Regions from separate parts of the Homo sapiens genome. Here region 2 is linked to region 1. Evidence: read pairs that join two places in POLR2A ChIA-PET (ENCODE). Cell type or tissue: GM12878. All regions are shown on one strand. Each heading gives the region's core, and the rest is flanking DNA. Links, peaks and the distances in the headings are about the cores only.

Region 1 (10,087 bases), core at 1,152-9,151:
TGAACAGTGGTTGAGAAATGACTTGCTGTAACAATCATTTCCAGAATTTTTTGAGATACAGAAATTCTTCTGCATTGCTTTTCAGACACTGGAATGGCACATTTTGGTGGGATTTTCGGGTGGAACTTAGGGAAAAAAAGGGGCAAGTCTATATTTTAATATTTCTATGACTGTTCCTTCTCTCAGAGAACTCTTGAGTGCCCTGTTAGTCTTTTGAGCAGGTTTTCTTGGAAAAAAAAAATTGTGCTATAATGCCAGCATGAGATCAGCTTTTGTTAAAATACCCAGGCAAAACCACCAAACATTGCTAAATCCTTTTGGAGAGGCTAGAGAGAAACTGAAGGAAGTTACAGTTCATTCCAAAATATTTAGATTAGAACTGGCATTATTTCCCTATTTAGATCTCTTCTCAACCATAAAAAAAAAATCACATGCATTGTGTTATTTTTCTCTTGCTGTTACCCAGCACAACTGCCCCCTTAAAATCCTCAATTGGGTCCTAAGCTTTTCTGAGGCACCCTTTCACATACATTTTTTGCTATTGCAATGAAAAACAAATCATTTATTCATTCAACACTAAATACCTAGTGTGTGTCAGGCACTATTCAGAGTTCTTGGGAGTAAATCAGTGAACAAACAGACAAAGCTCCCTGCCCCCATGGAGCTTGCAGTTTAGCTCATGCAGAGGATCTAATTTACCTATGCATGACAAGACCTGACCCTCAGCATGCATAAAGGTTACCGTGGTCCAGGAGGATCTAGTACAAATTTTTTGTAACAGGGCTGCAGAATTTACTAACACACTATGCCACATGTGGAGAAAAAAAATATATCTTAAAATTTTGTCCATACCTGGTCTAATCTTCCTCATGTGCCCCTGCGTGGTAGAAAATAAAAACAAAACAAAGCAACTAGAATTTTTCTCATCCAATGCGGTAATTTAACCATTGCTTTTGGATAATGCTTAGTCCCTAGATTGAAAGAGAGAAGGAGGGGAAAGAGATGTCACACCAGATAATACTTTTGAATCCTGAAAGAAGAATTTCTCAATATTTTGTGCTATTCATAATTCAGTGACTACAAAGACAATACACTTTTAAGTCTAATCTGCATTATTGACATTTCCCTCATCATTTTCTTCATTCTAGGCAATCAACAAAACAGTAAGTGAAGAAGCCCTGATCTGTCACATTTGCTCTTTTCCATGGTGTAAATACTCCCACCGTGGCTAATTTAAAGCAACCGATGTGAGGCCACTGCTTGCAGGAAAGATATGCAGCAGCTTACCATTATGTAATATTTCCACCAAACAGATATGTAACCATCAATAACCTCAAGATCATAGATAACAATAAAAATGTAGTATAAGTAAAACAATTAGGAAGTGATAAGTTTTAGGCATGCGTTACTTTTGCCTAATATAATTTATTTAATTATAAATTTATAACATTTAATTTTTAATAATGGCTATGTTTAGCAACTGTCTTGCAAAATTCCTGAAAATTTAAGAACTGGCTCTTAGAAGTCACTATGTCAGGGTAAAACCATAGTAATTATAAATGCCATCTCTCTTTCCCTTATCACTGTATTTTAATCCAACAGCCAATCATGCAGACTCTACCTCCAAAACATATCTTGACCACTTCCCTACTGCAACAATTGTTCTCATCACCCTCACTGCTCACCTGTATCCCTGCAATAGCCTCTAGTTGTTCTCCCTGGTTCATTCCTTATCTGTGTCTCATAGTCCACTCTCCACACAGGAGGCAGTCATATTTTTAAAATGTATGTACCATATCACTTCCCATCTTAAACCCTTCAACGTCTTCCTGTTGTTCCTAGAAGAAGACTCAAGCTCTTACCATGCCCAGTAAGGGCCTATCTTATCTGGCTGCAGCCTCCCTTCCAACTTCATCTTGCCATTGTCTGACTTAGCACTTCATTCCAGCCATGCTGGCCATCTTTATTTTCCTAAAACACACCTGTTGTGTAGCTGCCTCTGGGCCGTAGCACTTGTTCCCTCTGCCAGGAGTGCTCTTCCCCCACAGCATTCCAAGGCTGGCTCCTTCTCATTGTTCAGGTTCTAGCTGAAGTATCATCCCCTAAAAGAAGTCTGTCCTGTTTTATCTAAAGTAAGCCCCATTGCCCATATCACCACTCTCCGTCATATTCCCTTGTTCTCAGAAACTCAGGCAAATTACTTAGCCTCTAAACCTCAGTTTTCTCATTTGTTAAATGGAAGTGCTGTAGTACACATTTCTCATAGGGTTGTGAGGATCAAACGAGTTAATATATGTAAAGCACTTTGAACCCTACTTGGATCTTATTAAGCACTATCTATGTAAGTTTCGCTGCTAATATTATCATCATCATTTTTATTGAAGTATTATTATAATCTTCATTATTATTGGAGTATTCAAAGTACCTATCACTGTCTAAGAGTATTTTATCTATTTGTTTTCTTATTTCCTTTCTCCTCTCCTGGAATTTGAGCTCCATGAGAGCAGTGACCTTGAATGACTCATGCCCTGCTGTGTTCCATCACCTAGAATAGTGCCTGCCACACACTAAGTACTTAAATATTTTTTGAATGAATGTGTGCATAAATGAATAATGAATAAACAGAAGAACTGGCGGTGACACCATTCTGAGCCTTGGTTTATTTTTAGAAAATGTGATTACAGAGGCTTGCAGTCAGTGTGGTTGGAAGGGCACAACCGTTTTTGTAGGTGGTGGAACTTCTGGACTCTTGTTGCATGTCTGCAAGGTCTTCCACGAATTCTGGGTTCTGGTCCTTCTTGAGTGCTGAGTAGCTGATATCCCAGTGGTCCCAATCATCAGGAATATTGTGGGTGTGCTTAGCTCTCATAGTAAAGTCTAAGTTGGGAGAACTAGTACCTTATGGTCCCTCCTGATGGATGAGCCCAGAAACAGAACTATGAGCTACGATTCCTGAAGCAGCCAAAGGCAAGGAAGTCCAGTGCCTCTGAACATTTGTTCTGCTCAATGAAAGAACTCAGTCATGGGGTACCCCTTGTGGAAAAACTTGGAGTAGCCTCAGAAAGACTTTCATCCTTTGCTTTTGTAGTGGTTACATTTAGAGCAGATATGTGCAAAAAAACCTATGGCAAAAACCTTATCTTGGGCATATTTCTCTTGAACCCGAGCAGTTGCTCAAAAAGGTACTATGAAAAGGCCCATTTCTATATTTTTCACTTTTCATTTAGGTCCCTGATATGTCAAAAGATGACAGGGTTCATGAAGATTTTCTGTAACTCACCCTCGGTTGATCTGGAATACCAAGCTGCTTTACTCTACAGTGAGCTTTTTGAGGACAGACCATGTGTGTTATTCACCATTGCACAGAGTACCTAGCTCAGAGCCTTGCACTGAGCAACAACCTATAGATGCAAGATAGATTTCCATGTTCAGATCAACACTGCATTAGAGTATGACACCTGAAATCTTAGCAGCAGGGCCTTGGTGAAACTCTGTAGAGTTTCAGGGGGATCCTCCCTGCCTCCTTCACCAATTCCTCTTAAGGGGCACTAAGCAGAAAGGAGACAGGCTTTGGAATCAGACAAATGTGGCTTCAGGTTCTGGCACTAGTTAAATGACTTAGGGAATGACTAATTAAGGGACTTTGGGGAAGTTACTTAACCTTTCTAATTTATAAAATGGGAATAAAATGGTACCTATAAAGATTAACTGAGATAAGTAGGTAAACATTTCAGCTGAGAACCCAGTATCTACTGTACATTCGATTATTGTTAATATGAATCTTCTGGAGTGTTTTCTGTTTGTGTATGATCAGAATGCAGATTAAGGGGCAGAGAGGTCTAGGGCAGAGTAGAATTGGGCCCAGTAACATGGTGCCACATCAGATCCTGGACCAGAATTATATGAGAAAGTAGTGGGGTTTGGGCCCAGGGTTTGAGGGATGGTGATGGTAGTGTATGGTGAGGAAGCTGGGCATGACAGTGTAATGACAGAGAAAACAATCTGTGGAGCTCAGGATAGATTAATTTTTATAATGGGAAACTGTATTAGGAGTGATATCTAGATCTCTATCAGACTACTAGAGGACATCTATTCTTTATTGAATATCGACTTTTTAGGGGAAAAAAAGCAAAACCATGTTCTATGAATATCAAATGAGAAGAACTTGTCAGTTGGCTGCTTTTAAAGTTACAACTAGTGTATTCGTGGTATACAGAAAGGCCATTGGGTAACACCTCTTTCTTCTTAAATTGGGTAAATGAAATAATAGTGAATCACAAGTTAAAGTTACTTGTCCAGACTAATCAGGGAAAGGTGAATTAGAAGATGAGAGGGTGAAAATTAAAGAAGAAACAATTACCAACACAGAAAGGAGGGCCGCAGATGACAAAGATGGGAGCACGTATCTGAAAATGGAAGGGGATGGTGTTGTGGACAGAGGAAAAGAGCGAAAGATCATCAAACCTTCAACAACATAAAAGTGACCCTCACGTTACCCTTAAATGGTAATGGCACACAACCTGAAAGCCTCAAAAGCAATAGGTATATTAACATTTAAAAAAGAGTCTTTAGGCACCTCAGTAATAGACTGATGACCACTGGTTGGTTTTGTTAATATGTGTGTAGGCCAGAGAGTAATTTGGCGGAAAGAGGAAGAGTTAATCTGAAAGAGGAAATTTGAAGTTAGAAGAACATGAAGGCAAATCATTCATGATAAATGTGAAGGAAAGAGCAAGATTTAATAATGAATCAGGGGGACAAAAAATAGAGCTAACATTAATGGCCACTTATTGCACATGAAGCCCACTTTGCTAAGCTTTTCCCAGGTACCATTGCATTGTTACCACAGCAACCTGTGCGGTGAGCCCTGTTGTTAGCCCCAGTGAACAGGGCAAGTCAGAAGTTTCCTTGTGATAGAGCTGGCAGGTAGAGGATCTGAGTTCTGAATCTCACCTCTCTCAGACAAAAGCTCCTGTGTGTAACCATTCAGCTGAAGTGCTTGCTCAAAGGGCTGAGAAAAGATGATGAAGAAGATTGGGAGGGGATTGAGAAAGAAAAGTTCAAAGAACTTTGATGGTAAAGAATCTTAGAATGAAAGTAAGACATGACAAAGAACAAAAGGAAGAAAGCATATCTAAAGGAGTAAGAAAATTAATATTTTTTGGCCACCTTATGTGATTAAGATGCACAAATATAATCTCCTTTAGTTCACACCAGAACTCCGTGAAGTAGACATGACTTCCGTTTACACAGATGAGGAGATACAAGTTCAGAGAAGTCACCGTTAATCACGTAGCTCACAAATACCAGAGCCAGGATTAGAACCGCTGTCTGCAGCGTTAGAAAGCCCACAGTATTTTCATTCGAACTTGGGAAAGGAAGTGCTAAGCCTGGGTGTGAGGGAGCAGAGATGGCATCTACCTCGAATGGTGGGGTAAAGATGCAAATAAAGCATGACTAGAAAGACAAAAAGGGGAAATGAGAAAGGGAGGACCACAGAGTGATAATTAGCCTCACACCACCTGTTTTTGCTTTGGCTGAAGAGGTCCCTCATCAAGGCTGAGTAACAAACAAAGCAACCGAGTAGCTCAGAAAGGCCCGCGGATTCTTCCACTGGTCATCGCCTGGAATGTTCACTGACAGTGAAACGTGATGTGGAGAAACCCCTGACAATGACAAGAAAGATTCCAGACAATTGACACATTGCTGACTGCGACGGAAGTTTCATAGAAAATGATTTTTAGAAGGGACAAATATAGAGAGCAGCTCAGGAAGACACACTCTGTAAAGGTGGTTGGCAGGAAGTACGGTTGCTGTAGAGGACACAGCGAGACATAGCTGGACGTGAAAAACAACCCTGTGAGGCTTATAGCATAGGTTTGTGTATCACCCTTTTGCATATGAGGAAACTGGCCCGTAGCATTTGAGGACTTGCCTGTGGTGCCTGAGTTTTAGAATCCAGGTGTCTGACTCCAAATCTAGTGTGTGGAACACTGTACCATTTTCATTTAAACAAATACATTTCTAATGGTAAATTTGAGGTATCATGTATTGGGGGAAAAGGTTTAGAGCAGGGATCTTTACTTTGTTCTATACAGGTAGCTCTTTTCAGATGTTTTTTCATGTTTAGTAAAAACAACTCTGGTCTCCAGATGAATGGCATTCAGCTCCGTCTTGTTAGTGCTGTTTTGTTTGTGGTAGGGTTTTCCGGGTGCAGATTCATAGCACCTTAACTTTGTATTGGCTAATAATTAACAAAAGCGGCTGCTGACTTCACTAAGTGATTGCAGATTTTACTGCAAGTTCTTTTGTTTGCAACTGTCTAGGATACAATGATCATGTGGAAGGCAGTTCTTTGATGGCTAATTCTATACCATTAATAAAGTAAACTGACTACTGGGAAATACATTCTCATTCTTGGACCCTGGAGTCTTGGTTTTATACATAAGCATTTCTGAGTAAATTGGAGTGAATTAACTTTGGTCCATTTAAATTGGGTCAACTCATCCTCAGGCCTACAAAAATTCACACTGGATATACTGTACTCACAATTATCAATGCCACACTGACACTCTCAGGATGTTCAGATGACTAAATTTTGCTTCTTTTAAAAAAAAATCTGGGAGAATTCTCACACATACCCAGACTTTTGCGCTAGGCTGAAAACACTAGAAATAATGGTCAAGGTGACTTTGAAGTTCCTGTTAATTGTGTCTAGACACTTCATGGCTATATTCTATACCCCTGCTTCATTCTGCTCTGACAAAATTAATATTTCCCAGCTTTTGATTAGATTTAAGTGACTCAGTGATACTATGGCAACCCTAAACTATGGGACAAAAATCAATGTCTTGACCATTATATGGCCTCTTTATGAAGAAATCAGCTATTTCTTGGTTCCAGATGGGCAATGTGCTCATTTCTCCTTTTAACATTTTATTTAGGATTCAAAGTATTTTTATAGGGAAAACCCCACAAATCTCATTATCTACCTTATGACCTGTGGTAAAGTAATCATAAAGAAGCAATTACTTTTGTCTTTTTTTTTTCCTTAGATTACCAAATCCAAGGCAACTAGAAATGGCGAATAGGTTTTGTTTTAGGAGGCAGAAAATATGTTGATTTTAATTATTTCAAAAGACACAAGTAGGATATTAATTCATGTAGCTTGATGTGATGATCTTAAATGCTAACTCCTATGCATTGTTCAGCTCTTTCCCACTTCATCATGTATTTTTCTTTTTTTCTGTTTTTCCTTTTTCCTTCCTTCTTTCTTTCTTTTCCTCCCTCCCATCCTTCCTTCCTTTCTTTTCTTTCTCTGTCTTCCTTTCCTCCTCCCTTCTTTCCTTTTCCTTTCTTTCTGATTCATTTGAATTTGTGAATCCTTACTTCCCACTATGGGCATTTCCTCCCCATAATATGTCAGCGTAGGGGCCTAGCCTGCCCAAGTTCTGTAAACAGACTCAACCTTCCTAGCCACATCCATCTCCCCAGACAACAACCTGGTAGGAACTGAGAAGGCTTGACTGCTTGGTCATGGCACCTCAGGCTCTGAGTGACGGGAACTCCTACCACCTGCATTACAGGATCTGCAGGAAGTCCCTCTGATTTTGCTGGTCGACTCTGAATAGTCTGCAGCAATTCTTTTGAAAACCAGAAGAGGCAGATGAGTCCTGGCTGGGGAAGGCTGGGTAGAGGGTTGCTGCACACACACAGCTGAGGTGCCTCAGGGCAGGGCTGCTCCTGCAGCAGACCCCTGGAACCCCTTTTAGCTTTGTGTCTAAGAGTCTCTGGCTTGCCAGCTGCACACAGTGGTTCCTTTAAAGCAAGGTGTTGTGAGTCTCAGCTGAATGCTAGTACAAGGTTGGCCTCATACCATGGGCAGGACATTGGCTACCTGCTCTTGCCAGTAGAGCCCATTGTGTGGTCAAGCTCAGAAGCACAGAGGAGGAGATCTGGGGTCAGGATACCTTCCAATGCGACTGACAGCAGCAGAGACAGCTGGTCAGGAGCTAGGTTAGGCCATGCTCTCCTTTGCCCTGTTGCTTTTCATTAAGACTCCTCATGGGCACAGCAGCCATGTGACCAGCTCTGGGGTCAGGAAAGGGACCTCTGCCCATGGCTGGAGCCTGGCTCTACTCAGCCCTGGCCAGGCTGGATGGGGAGAGGAGGTGGAGCTGCCTGGAGTGCAGAACCAGCCATGGGTTGTGACAGATTGACAGAGGGTGAAGGGCTGAGAGGTGTGACCCTGCTGGGACATGTCCTGGGCAGAAGAAGGGGTCATCTAAGGCCACAGAGGGGCCCCAAGGCAAACTCTCTGCCCAGCAAATTAATTTAGTCATGCAGGCAGGAGTTTGGTTAATACCCTAGAAACAATGGTGGGAAAAACGAGTAAACTGGAACAGGCAGGGAAGATGCCTAGGCAGCATGACCAGACTAAAGATTGGCCACCAGAAGAACATCAGGAGAGCCCATAGTGTCCTGGAGGTCTGGAAAGATGGGTTGTGTGCACTCAGATGAAGATCCCACAGGTGGGGCAGGTAGAACAGTGCAAGGGGGATGCCCCACTGAGCCATCACTGATTCTGTCTTTCTGGATGATGGCAGAAGCTGTTCCAGGGTGGCTCATGTTTTAAGAAGTAGAATTCAATCTGCACCCATTCATGAGAATGGTTATGTTTTCAAAGGCAGAAGGGCTGATGTGTGAATGCAGGAATAGGTATGATTTTTTAATATTCGTCTCCAGAGGACAGAATCCCAAATGGAAGCAGGACCTACAAAGAGGCAGATGTTGGCTGAATGAAAAAAAATAAAAATAAAAACAAAAAGCCCACCTCTAGCATTCGAGCGGCAGCAAATGCTCCCTGAGTGGCATCCTGAGTACCAAGCCCAGTGCCTGGGAGACAGTATCCATTCATTGAATGGGTAAATGAATGGATGGCCCTTGATCAGGATCCCTTGTTAGAGAAGGGATCCTCTCTGTAAGAGTCTGGACCATGAAGGGGATTGGCTGTGACATCTGCCTCTTGATGAGCATTTGTAGATGATTCTGCAGGTCTGGGTGAACCTGTTCCTTGAAGCACTATCAGCCACTGAGGGCAAGACTGGGAAATTTCAGCACAAAGGTCTGGGGAGTGGAGAAGGGGTGAGAAGCTGGAACCAGATCTGTCCTGGTTGGAGCAGGCACTGCACTGTTTGGTCCAGGCTACAAGAGATAGGTAGAACTCTATTTTCAAAGCGAGAATCCAATAACATAGGGTGACTCTGTCTATGATATTTAATATTTGATCAAGATAAAGAAAACAGGAAAATGCCCTTGTGTACAAATGAACACTTATTTTATATTCCTCATTTACCCCTGTCCCTCCAAATGGCCTTTTGCTCTTAAATGGGCTTCCAATTTATTTTTAAAGTCAATTTGCATTTTTTCTTTGCAGGTCAAAGTAATCACTGCAATCTGAACACACAAATAACATCAGTGTGTTAGGTTTCAAGAGAAATCACTCTGCTATTTTACAGTAACAGCCAGGGCAAACTTATCTTTACATCAAATGCTGTCAGTCACTTTGAAAAATTATGCAAGCAGCAATATTCAATATAAACAATATCAATATACGTGGAGTGTGTGAATTTTTCCTTTGTAGGATACAATTTGTCTCTGGTAGTTCTTGAACCATTTTTCTTCCTTACTCATAGCCTGCTATCACCCTAGTCTCCCTTATCTACTATCTTGACTGCTACCACCCATGTCAGAACCACTATTATCTTTCATCTTATCCTATGAGCCTCATGAAGCCCTCTTTCCTTCTTCAGCCTATTCCTAACACAGCAGTGTGAGTGAGCATTTAAAAAAATCAAAGTCGACTGGGCATGGTGGCTCACGCCTGCAATCCCAGCACTTTGGGAGGCCAAGGGGGGCAGATCACTTGAGGTCAGGAGTTCGAGACCAGCCTGGCCAGCATGGTGAAACCCTGTCTCTACTAAAAATACAAAAATTAGCTGGGCATGGTGGCATTCATCTGTAGTCTTAGCTACTCAGGAGGTCTAGGCAGGAGAATCGTTTGAACCCAGGAGGCAGAGGTTGCAGT
Region 2 (10,087 bases), core at 1,221-9,220, 140 kb after region 1:
GTACTCTTTATTTTAAAATGTACGATTAAATAATTATTGATTATAGTCACCCTGTTGTGTTATCAAATACTAGGTCTTATTCATTCTTTTTAACTGTATATATTTTTCTGTACCCATTAACCATGCCCCCTATCCCCACTCAGTCCTTCTTACACCAATGCTAGAGAATGACTGTTTTATAGCAAAGAAGATGTGACAGTGGACATACAATCATAAAATCTCCTGGCCTTATCACATAACGCATCATCAAGAAGTTAGTTACTAGCCAGGTAGAATGGTGAAATGGTCTTTCAGAAGCATAGTACCTGCTTGGAGATATTACCTTGTATAGATGAGATGCTGCCTTGTAGGATATGGGATACAACTTCTATCTTTTTAAATCAGAATTCCATGAGAGATTTAAGGCATACCGAAAATGATTTGCATAACTGTTTTCTCCATTATCCTATTTCTTCCAAGGATGGTCCACAGCTAATACTACCCTAGACTCTTAGGCAGAAAGTTAATCCGTTTTGTAGAGTGGATGCCTTAGGGCATTCGGGATTAATCATCTTGGAGAATCCTTGCTAAGAATAGCAGCCATAAATCAATGACCATCGTATTGTGCTGTGGCCCCAGTAGGTAGAATAAATGGATCTGGGAAACACAGTGTGGCTGTAAGAATGGCCTTGCTTCCCATCACTCCCAGTGACCCACTTGGGAGACCTCTGCTTCTTGTCCCTATAACTCTGGGCTCTGTGAGTTTATGGAGAGGGCTTCTTTCCTTAAACCTCATGAGCAAACCTCTGCAAAATTCAACGTTTTCTTCTGTAGCTTCCTCATTCTTCTCAGCCTTCACAGAATTGAAGTGAGTTAGGGCCTTGCTCTGGATTAGGCTTTGGTTTAAAGGAACGTTGTGGCTGCTTTGATCTTCTCTCCAGACCACTCCAATATTCTCCATATCAGCAATAGGGCTGTTTCAATTTATCATAATTTGTGTGTTCGCTGGAGTAGCACTTTTAATTTCCTTCAAGAACCTTTCTTCTGCATTCACATATTGGCTAAATGTTTGATATAAGAAGCCTAGCTTTTGACCCATCTTGATTTTTGACATGCTTTCCTCACCAAATTTCGTTGTTTCTGGTTTTGATTTAAAGTAAGAGATGTGTGACTCTTCCTTTCACTTTAACAGCTAGAGGCCATTGCAGGGTCATTAATTGACCTAATTTCAATATTTTTGTGTCTCAGGGAATAGAGGGAAAGGTAGAGAAATGGGAGAACAGCCGGTTGGTGGAGTAGGCAGAACACACACAACATTTATTAAGTTTGCTGTCTTAAATGGGTCCAGTTTGTGATGCCCCAAAACAACTGCAATAGTAAAAATTTTTTTTAAAAAAATCATAGATCACAGATCACCATAACAAATATAATAATAATGAAAAGTTTGAAATATTGTGAGAATTACCAAAATATGACACAGAGACAGGAAGTGAGCACATGGCTGGAAAAATGGTGCTGATAGACTTGCTCCATGCAGGGCTGCCACACATCTTCCACTTGGGAAAATGTGGTACTTGTGAAGCAAGTAAAGTGGTGTGCAATAAGATGAGGTATGCCTATATATGTAAAGAACTTGAAATCACACCTATCACCCAGTAAGCACTAGACAAATCTAAGCCATCATTATTCCCCATGTAAATCTTTCCATGTCAACTGACAACAGCACCAAATGACTGTGATGGCGTATAATATTCTGTAATTTATTCAGTCTCTCTTCTTTTGAAGAGTTTTCTCTTTTTTCCCCATTTCTTCCCCCTCATACAGGCAGCATTGCAATATATATCTGTGTACTTATGTCTTGTTGTATTGCTGTTTGATTTCTATAACATTAAAACCGAGGTGGATGGTTGGCGTGAAGGCTATATGTATTTTTAATTTTAAGAAACGTTGTCATTTTGCCTCCACTAAATAAGGCTGCAAGTAAGTCTTCATATTTTCTCCAGTAATATATAAAAGTACAGTTTTCCCTACATGCTCACCAATACTAGGTAGTAGAGTTCTTTTTAACTTTTGCCATAGAAATTGACATTTCACTAATTTTTTTTTTTTTTTTTTTTTTTTAGATGGAGTCTTGCTCTGTTGCCAAGCTGGAGTACAGTGCCACGATCTCGGCTCACTGCAACCTCTGCCCCCCGGGTTCAAACAATTCTCCTGCCTCAGCCTCCTGAGTAGCTGGGACTACAGGCGTGCACCACCACGCTCAGCTAATTTTTGTATTTTTAATAGAGACGGGGTTTCACCATGTTGGCCAGAATGGTCTTGATCTCTTGACCTTGTGATCTGCCCTCCTCAGCCTCCCAAAGTGCTGGGATTACAGGCGTGAGCCACCATGCCCGGCCTCACTGATTCTTTAATTTGCAGCTCCATAATTTTAGGGAATTCAAGCACCCTTTCATGATGGTTAACCATTTACTCCATTTTTCTATTGGGTTGCTTGCATTTTTCTTGTCAACTTCAAACAGCTCTTTGTATAGCATATATATCAACCTCTTATTTGACTTCCCTTAAAACAACCTCAGTGCTAACCATGGGGTATAGCCATTGCTGAAGTTTGGGTGTTTGTCCCCTCAAACCTCATGTTAAAATTTGATCCCCTAAAGCCTTCCTGCCTAAATAGAAAGGTTCCAGGTACTTTCATGTGGTAAGAGTTCAAGGTCTTTTCTGACACTGCCTTCCCAGCTCTGCACTCCCTACTCCTTTTCTGCTCCTAAAACTCCCTCCATCTTCTGATTTTTGACTGGAATGCTTTTCTCCTGCCGCTTCCTCTGTACAAACCCTATTCATTCTTAACGCGTCTGTTTCTCTGAATGCTGTCCTGACCACTCTAGCCTGATGTGAACTCTTCTCATTCTGGACTCTCACAGTAATTATTATCTGCCCACGCATTTGGCAATTGGTCATTGTCTCCTCAAGATCCTACTGGAAACAAATCCCCCACCAAACCACCTTAAGCAAGAAGGGAAATTTATTATCTCGCACAGCAAGAGCTCTGAGTTAGGACATGCTCCGAGGTTGATTTGAGTTAGGACATGCTCCATGTTTTCTCCACACTGCCATCCTATGTCTGCTTTCTTCATGGGCATAAGATGGCTGTCAAAAGCAGCTAGGGCAACATACTTCTTTGTTTATACCTAGTGGCAGAGAGCAGGAACTCTCTCCCCAGGCAGTGACTCAGTCTCTCCTTTCAGTCTGATTGAGCCAACATCAGTCGCATGCCCATTGCTGGCAGTAGCATTGCAACCGTTACTGGTCCAGCAGTGGGCATGTCACCAATGTTGGCTCAATCAGAATGAACATGCTAAGTCTTATACTAATTAGGACCTACACCTGAACCTCCCCCACATCACCTAGGAGGAGTGGATACTTTAATAAAGTTGGGGTCTGGTAGGAATCAAGAAAAGGGGAGATGAATGTCATATGTTGCCCTGTGACAAGTATTTATTAGCTTGAATTGCTATTAACAGCTTTTATTGTCATCTTTTCATATTTTTCATATCTGTTCCTCCCAGGTAGATTAAAACACGTGAGGCAAAGCCTATACCTTGTAACTCTTCAATTACTTTCTTATAGATGTGCCAGTAAATATGAATTGGTTGGATTTGACTTCTCAATGATACACAATGATTCTCTACCTGGACTAACACCACAGAGGATGCCATAGAAACTTCTGAGATTTCGATGATAAATATAAAAAGTTGAAGCTTTGGGGAGCCCAAGCCAGGAAGCTGGAGGTCTGTTTGAAATCCTGTTGAGCTCCTCCCCTACCTCTGCTCCAGAAACTACATGGATATTAGCATCAACACTAATCAAAAGAATAAGATCAAGGATACTGAAGAGCTGCAATGCAATAGATTTCTTTATCCTTGATACTTAGATCTGAGCACAGTTCACTGTTGAGAACTGCACAGTTTGCCTTAACTAGAAAGTGTGCATTTTCTTATTTCCTCTCTGGGATGACAGTGATCACCAAAAAATTGTTATTTAAGATACTTCATTTATTCAATCATTTAACAAACATCTGCTTTGAATATCTATTACCAAGTTCTGTGCTAGGAACAGAAAATACAAAATTTCATAAGAAATGATTTCTACCCTTCAATTGCTCATTAAAAGAGCTGCTACCACTTCTTCAAATTTGGTAGTAGTTATTTCTGTGAGGTCACTGGGTTCAGACCTTAACCTATCAACTGGAGTGTCTGCTCTAGAGCTAAGTGCTTTGCTGTGGACACTTGCTATTTTGGGGATAAGAAGTATGATCTCATCTTCTCTTCGATGTTTAGCCTAAGGTGATTCACTTCATTCAGCTTTAACATCACTAAAATGTGAATTCATACTATTAGCGTACTTCTAGTACAAGCTATAAAACCCATTACCCATGTGTAAGGCATAATTCTGACAGCCTAAGCTGGAGAATATCATTAGCTAAAGTAGAGTAAGATTGGGTGAGGTGGTTGTTAAGAGGTTTCTGAATGAGTCTGAGTCAGGCCTCCAGGGCTAAATTTATTAATGAGTCATTTTCCTTGCCTAGCAGACACTGTGGCAGAAAGTGAAAGAGGAAGAAGCCATTCGACGTCTGTTTTTAAAAATGTGTTCTGTCCCTCAGTCCGCCAAAGTAGGTTTCAACATATTTTAGCATTTTAGGCTAATACTTGTAACCAAAATGTTTTCCTGGTTCCTCTCAGTTTGCAAAAAACAAGTGAGGTCTTTTTTCCAGGAATGGGGAGACTGGTTTTCATCTCCTCCCAGAGGGGGCAGATTGTAAATTCCTAGTGGCCAGATATAGCATCTACTACCTTGCTCTGTGCAGAACCTGAAATTCAAATCTGATTATTCCAGGCTTTACTAAAAGCATCTTGATGACAATGATGGTGACATTCCTCACATTCTCTTGCCTTATGTAATTTTAACAGCTTTCATCTCGGATCTATACCAACTTTCCACCTGCATAGCTTTATCCTGGGTCTTTTCATGGGAGATGTCCCAATCAAGATCTCAAATTTGTCCTTTCATCTTTCTCTTGAAACCTCCCCATCTGTTCTCTCTTCCACTCACTCATAAGAACTAAAAATCCTCTTCTACCCTTCTGCTAGATTAAATCACTTATCATTTCTTTCTGTCACACCAGGACATAGGAGCCCTTCTGACTCCATTCAATGCCCCATTCAACTTAAAGTCCGTGGTCAGCAATTACAACAATGTCCCCATCATCCTAGACACATTTATCCATTTGGCACTTAGCCACATCTATCATGCCACCCCCAAACCATGGTGTGCACCCACTATGTTCTCTGGACCTGCCTTTGACAATATGAGGCTGTGAGATAAAGACCAAAATCTTATGGGACTGGCCTTCTGTAAATTTACACTATAAAGTCCAACTGATCTGCAACATTAGGGAGATTTTAAAATTCTGTCAGAAGGCTTAAAACATTTCTCCTGGCCAGTATGTCCAAATACTTTGTTTTCTTCAAATATCCAGCCACATAATCCTTGATCTTTGCAAATTAATCTTCTAGATTTATAAGTAATATTAATGTTATTCCATAATTTCTTTTCTCCTTCTCCCCCTCCTCCTTCCTCTTCTCTCTGGTCTGCAAGTATACATATGTGTGTGTATATATATATGCATACACACATCTCTATATCCATTTGTCAATCTGTCTGTCTATCAACTATCATCTCCTGATTGCGTTCTGTCTTAGCTCAGGCCTATGGTACGTTGTCCAGATCCCCCTTCAAGGAATGACCTGCCACCCAATTGTGGACAGTGTGATCAGCTGATATTGTCCAGCTGTCATCTTCTTCAGGGTCTGCCTCAGTTGCCTTGCCTTGCATCCTTGCAGGAGTGGTCTACATCCATGCCAGAGAAAAGTGGGTCTAAAGGCCTGGTTGTTTCAGCCACTGCAGGATTGTTGACTTGGAATCTTAGCCCTTGAGCTACCTGTCATCTTCAGCTTTCTCTGTTTAATCCTGTTTCTTTGTTCTTCCTTTATGCGTGTTCATCCATAATATGTGGCTTGACCCCAAAATGTGTCTTAGTGTCTCCTTCTAGAGAACCCAATCTAAGAGTAGTCCTAGGAAATACACAGTAAGTTAGAGTTTCATTTCCAGCTGGCAGTGAGGGTACTGGATACCATTGCTGGTGGAAGGTGGATCACAGATAGCCCCTGGCCCAGTGTGTTGATCTGATGGTTAAACTTTTACTGGTGGTGAACTGGGAAGGTGTACTGATAGCAAAGAATGCTCTAGAGGGTATGATGTATCAGGTTTCTGAGGCATACAAAGGAAATTATAGCTAAAAGGATAATGATATTCCTCAATACTGATTGCTAAGGCCATTGATGCCCTGCAGAAACACAACAAATATCTGAGTAACAGATAATTGAATGCTAAGTGGAAGAGCCAGTGGTTTTGTTGTTTTCATGCAGAAGTCCTCATCTCCTGAAGCTGCAAGAAGAGACAGAGCCCAGCCTGATAATCTGAGGACTGAACTTCAAAGGTGGTTAAACTTTCAGCCAAAGCAGGTCTCATGCCAACATCAGGACCCTGATTGGGGGGAAATGGGAAGGGGAATTCTGGGTGGATTTATATATTTTTACTACGGCATTTGGAACATTATACTTTTCTTTTTTATTTTCTTTTTTTTTTTTTTTGGAAGCAAGAGGGATCACTTTATTTTTTAGAATACCAGGACTTTAGTGTCTCTGAATTCCCAGCTCTCAGGAGCTAAGTCAGCCTTACTCACTTTTTTTTCTTTAATTTATTTATTTATTATTATTATTATACTTTAAGTTTTAGGGTACTTTCTTATTTATTTATCTGATTCTCCCATAGGCTTTTAACCCTTTGACTGTCGGTTTTATATTTTACTCCTTGTTGTCTCCCACTCCCCTCTCCTTCATCGCACAGCCCCTCTGTAGCTCATAGAAAGCTGCTTGACAGGTAGTGAATTCTCAGTACAAGTTTTCATGAATGACTCTCCAGTGTTTGCCTGAGATTACTTATTCCTTAATATGTATACAATTTTTTTTTTTTTTTGAGATGGAGTCTCGCTCTCTCACACAGGTTGGAGTGTGGTGGTGTAATCTTGGCTCACTGCAAGCTCCACCTCCTGGGCTCATGCCATTCTCCTGCCTCAGCCTCCCGAGTAGCTGGGACTACAGGTGCCCGCCACCATGCCTGGCTAATTTTTTGTATTTTTAGTAGAGACGGGGTTTCACCTTGTTAGCCAGGATGGTCTTGATCTCCTGACCTCGTGATCCACCCACCTCGGCCTCCCAAAGTGCTGGGATTACAGGCATGAGCCACCGCACCTGGCCTCCTTAACATGTATACTTTCATCTTTACTACCTAGATCCAGAGGGAAATGTATTCACTTCTATCTTCTTTTTGACTTTTCAGTGTCTTCAGTTTTTTCTCTCTATTATCTGTCTTTCCATGTAGTATTACCACAGAGTGAGGGCTTTGCAAGTATCAGCTTAATGAATGAGTCTTCCATTGTTTCTCCCCATGAGTCTTCCACATTGATAAACCTGATCTCTCAACCAAAGCCATGGTTAATCTCAACTCTACACCATTACCTATGCTGCTGTTCTCTATCTGTCCCCTCAGGTTCTACAGTGGGGATGGAAACTAACAAAAGATAATATACCCAGAGTAGTGATTTATACCAGCAACAAGAAAGTATTGCATAGACGAGGGGCTAGTCAACCAAATGCTACCCTAAAGTGGGCAAATTGATAGAGCCTGTCTATGAGGAACGGGTATTGCCAACAGTAAGATTTCATTCTCTTGTCTTAAAAATGCTCTTTTTGTCTGTATCTTTAGTGAACCTTCCTTCATGTTCACACTCTCTTTTTTCCTCCATTCCTTCTTTGGGCTTAGTCTTTTCAGATGATACAAGCCTGTGTTTTTATTCCCCACCCCCACTATGTTCCCACAATGGCTCCACTACAACCTCTACTTTGATCCCACTAGGTAGATATTGAAGGAGCTGATGTGCTACTTATTAGAAGTCCTGTGGGTTAGGAGGTCTAGGTTATTAGTCTAAGTGGAGTCCAATCTTAAAGTTTCAATGTGTTTATGGATTTGGAGATGAGAGAGGCTCTGGTAAATGATCAGTTTTGGAAGACAAACCCATAAACTTTATCGAAAGCACAGGGTCAGTGTCACAGGAGAGACACAATTTTCAGTGAAGCGAAGTCTTTGTTGCTGAAATCATGTCATGCCTATTCACCCCTTCAATCTTACCTCCAGCCCCACACACCCAGTTACTCATGCCAGGGCTGTAGGGGAAAGGAGAACTTGAAAAATAATATAGCACTTTTTTTTTAAGTTTAAGAACCCACATGATAGCTGGAGATATCAGAGTGGAGCATAATGTTGAATGTCAAGTTTACCCATTTTGTTTTGGAGAAAGCAACTTATTAGAGCAAGAAGGGTAACAGCGGTAGAGTAACACTAGAACAGAGACTTATGAAGGCCTAAAGACCCAGGGAAAACTTGTTTCCTTTGTGTCCTTCCAGGTTTAATCCTTCCCCTTCACCATCCCTGAGAGCACATCTATCATATTTCTAACCCTTGTTTTGAAGCCCTTCATGGGCAGCCCCATTCTCCATATCGCTTCCTTTTGAACTCTAAAATGCTCATGGTCTGTCAATCATTTTGGTCCTGAATCACTATTTTATATCTATCTGGCTTACTCTTTGCAGAGAATAGACACTGGTTTCTGAATTGTCTATAGTATCCAGCAGAATGTTAGGTCTTCCAGCTGTGACGTGGAAAAATCTGTTGAAACATTAATGATCTAAGATAAGGGCTAAATGTGAAATAAGAAAACATTGACTTTCTGACCTTGCATTCTGCTTCTTTCTCATTAATGTTTCCCTTATGGCTTTTTTTTCTCTCCCTCCAAGGTCACCCAGCCAAAATAATCTACTCTGCCTGCCCAAGTGTGAAGCCTAGTGTGAAACCTACTCCAGAGGTGAAACCCCACCAAGAGATGAAAACCACTTTGGGAAATACCTTATGTCTGATATTTTCTTCTTCATTTTTTGATAGGACTTTTTTTTTCCTGCTCAAAAGTGACTATCTGGTAGTACATTCCCAGAGGATCCTGGCCAGGTAACAGAGAAGTCTGAAAGGCTACCTTGAGATAAGGTACTAACAGCCTGTGGTAGCTTTAATAGAATATTCTGGTTTAAATAACAACCTTGAACATCCAACTTATTCAGATTCAACAAACATCTATCGAGTATTTACCCTCTGCAGATAAGACAAGGCCATGTATTAGATGTTTCCTCATGTGTTATATCATTTAGTGATTACAACAAACATCAAAGGTAGCATCCCTACTTTACAAAGTAAAACACAGATACTCAGAAAGGGTAATTTATTCACTGAAAGTCAAAGTGAGATGAATTCAAACATAGGTCCTCTAACACCCAGGGCACAGACTGATGATGTTCATGACCAGCTGAGTTTATGAAATCTCTTACGCTGTCTGTCCCTAATCTGCCTATACATTAGCAAGGTGTAGAGAAGCACCATGCTTCTGTCCAACATAACAGGGTTAGAAGGTCACTTTTCTGCATGTTTCTACATTATTTTCAAAACTGCCATTCATCTGCGTTTTCAAATAAATATCAACAAAATTACTTTTGTTAGCCTGTAGTTACTTTGCTATCCTACAGCCTTAGTCACATGTAAGCAGATTACTAGAGCAGCATGTGTTTCAAATCTCTTCCTGGGAAGGAGTCAACAGGTGGAAAAACAAATGCTAAGCAAACCATCTAGAAGACTCCTTCTCAAGGCTTTAAATGCAAAACAATGTGGATAGGACACATGGATATATCGTGCCATCTTCTGCTTTAGAAAATGATTACTTTGCACCTGTGACCCATTTACTAAACCTCAAAACTCTTGGTTTAAGATATGTTGTTTTGTAATTAAGCTTTTGAAATGCACATTTGTTGGCTTTTGTCCTGTGCTTGTTATTATCTGAACTATGACCAATTATAAATACTAAGCTATTTAGAGTCTTAAAAAC

What was found. Peaks named below come from ENCODE experiments on the same cell type or tissue, not always from the same donor. Only the 100,000 strongest peaks of a DNase experiment are listed, where the experiment ranks them.
Region 2: POLR2A ChIA-PET joins it to region 1 with 23 read pairs; 2 of 35 experiments call an interaction of 5 or more read pairs at or near these places.

The regions. Positions count from the first base shown.
Region 1 is chr12:26,150,965-26,161,051 of GRCh38, forward strand. It overlaps a transcript of SSPN not described here. Among named protein-coding and RNA genes, the nearest start is that of BHLHE41, 31 kb to the left of the region's middle. In GM12878, for the core only: no CTCF peak of the experiment used is centred there; a DNase peak (open chromatin) is centred at 5,437; H3K4me3 peaks cover 1,336 bases; H3K27ac peaks cover 2,461 bases.
Region 2 is chr12:26,294,656-26,304,742 of GRCh38, forward strand. It overlaps LOC105369705 (a long non-coding RNA gene), which reads left to right. Exons shown (of 6, transcript XR_007063249.1): 3 at 3,610-3,770; 4 at 6,468-6,538; 5 at 8,955-9,198. Among named protein-coding and RNA genes, the nearest start is that of ITPR2-AS2, 19 kb to the right of the region's middle. In GM12878, for the core only: no CTCF peak of the experiment used is centred there; DNase peaks (open chromatin) are centred at 4,506 and 4,865; H3K4me3 peaks cover 297 bases; H3K27ac peaks cover 597 bases.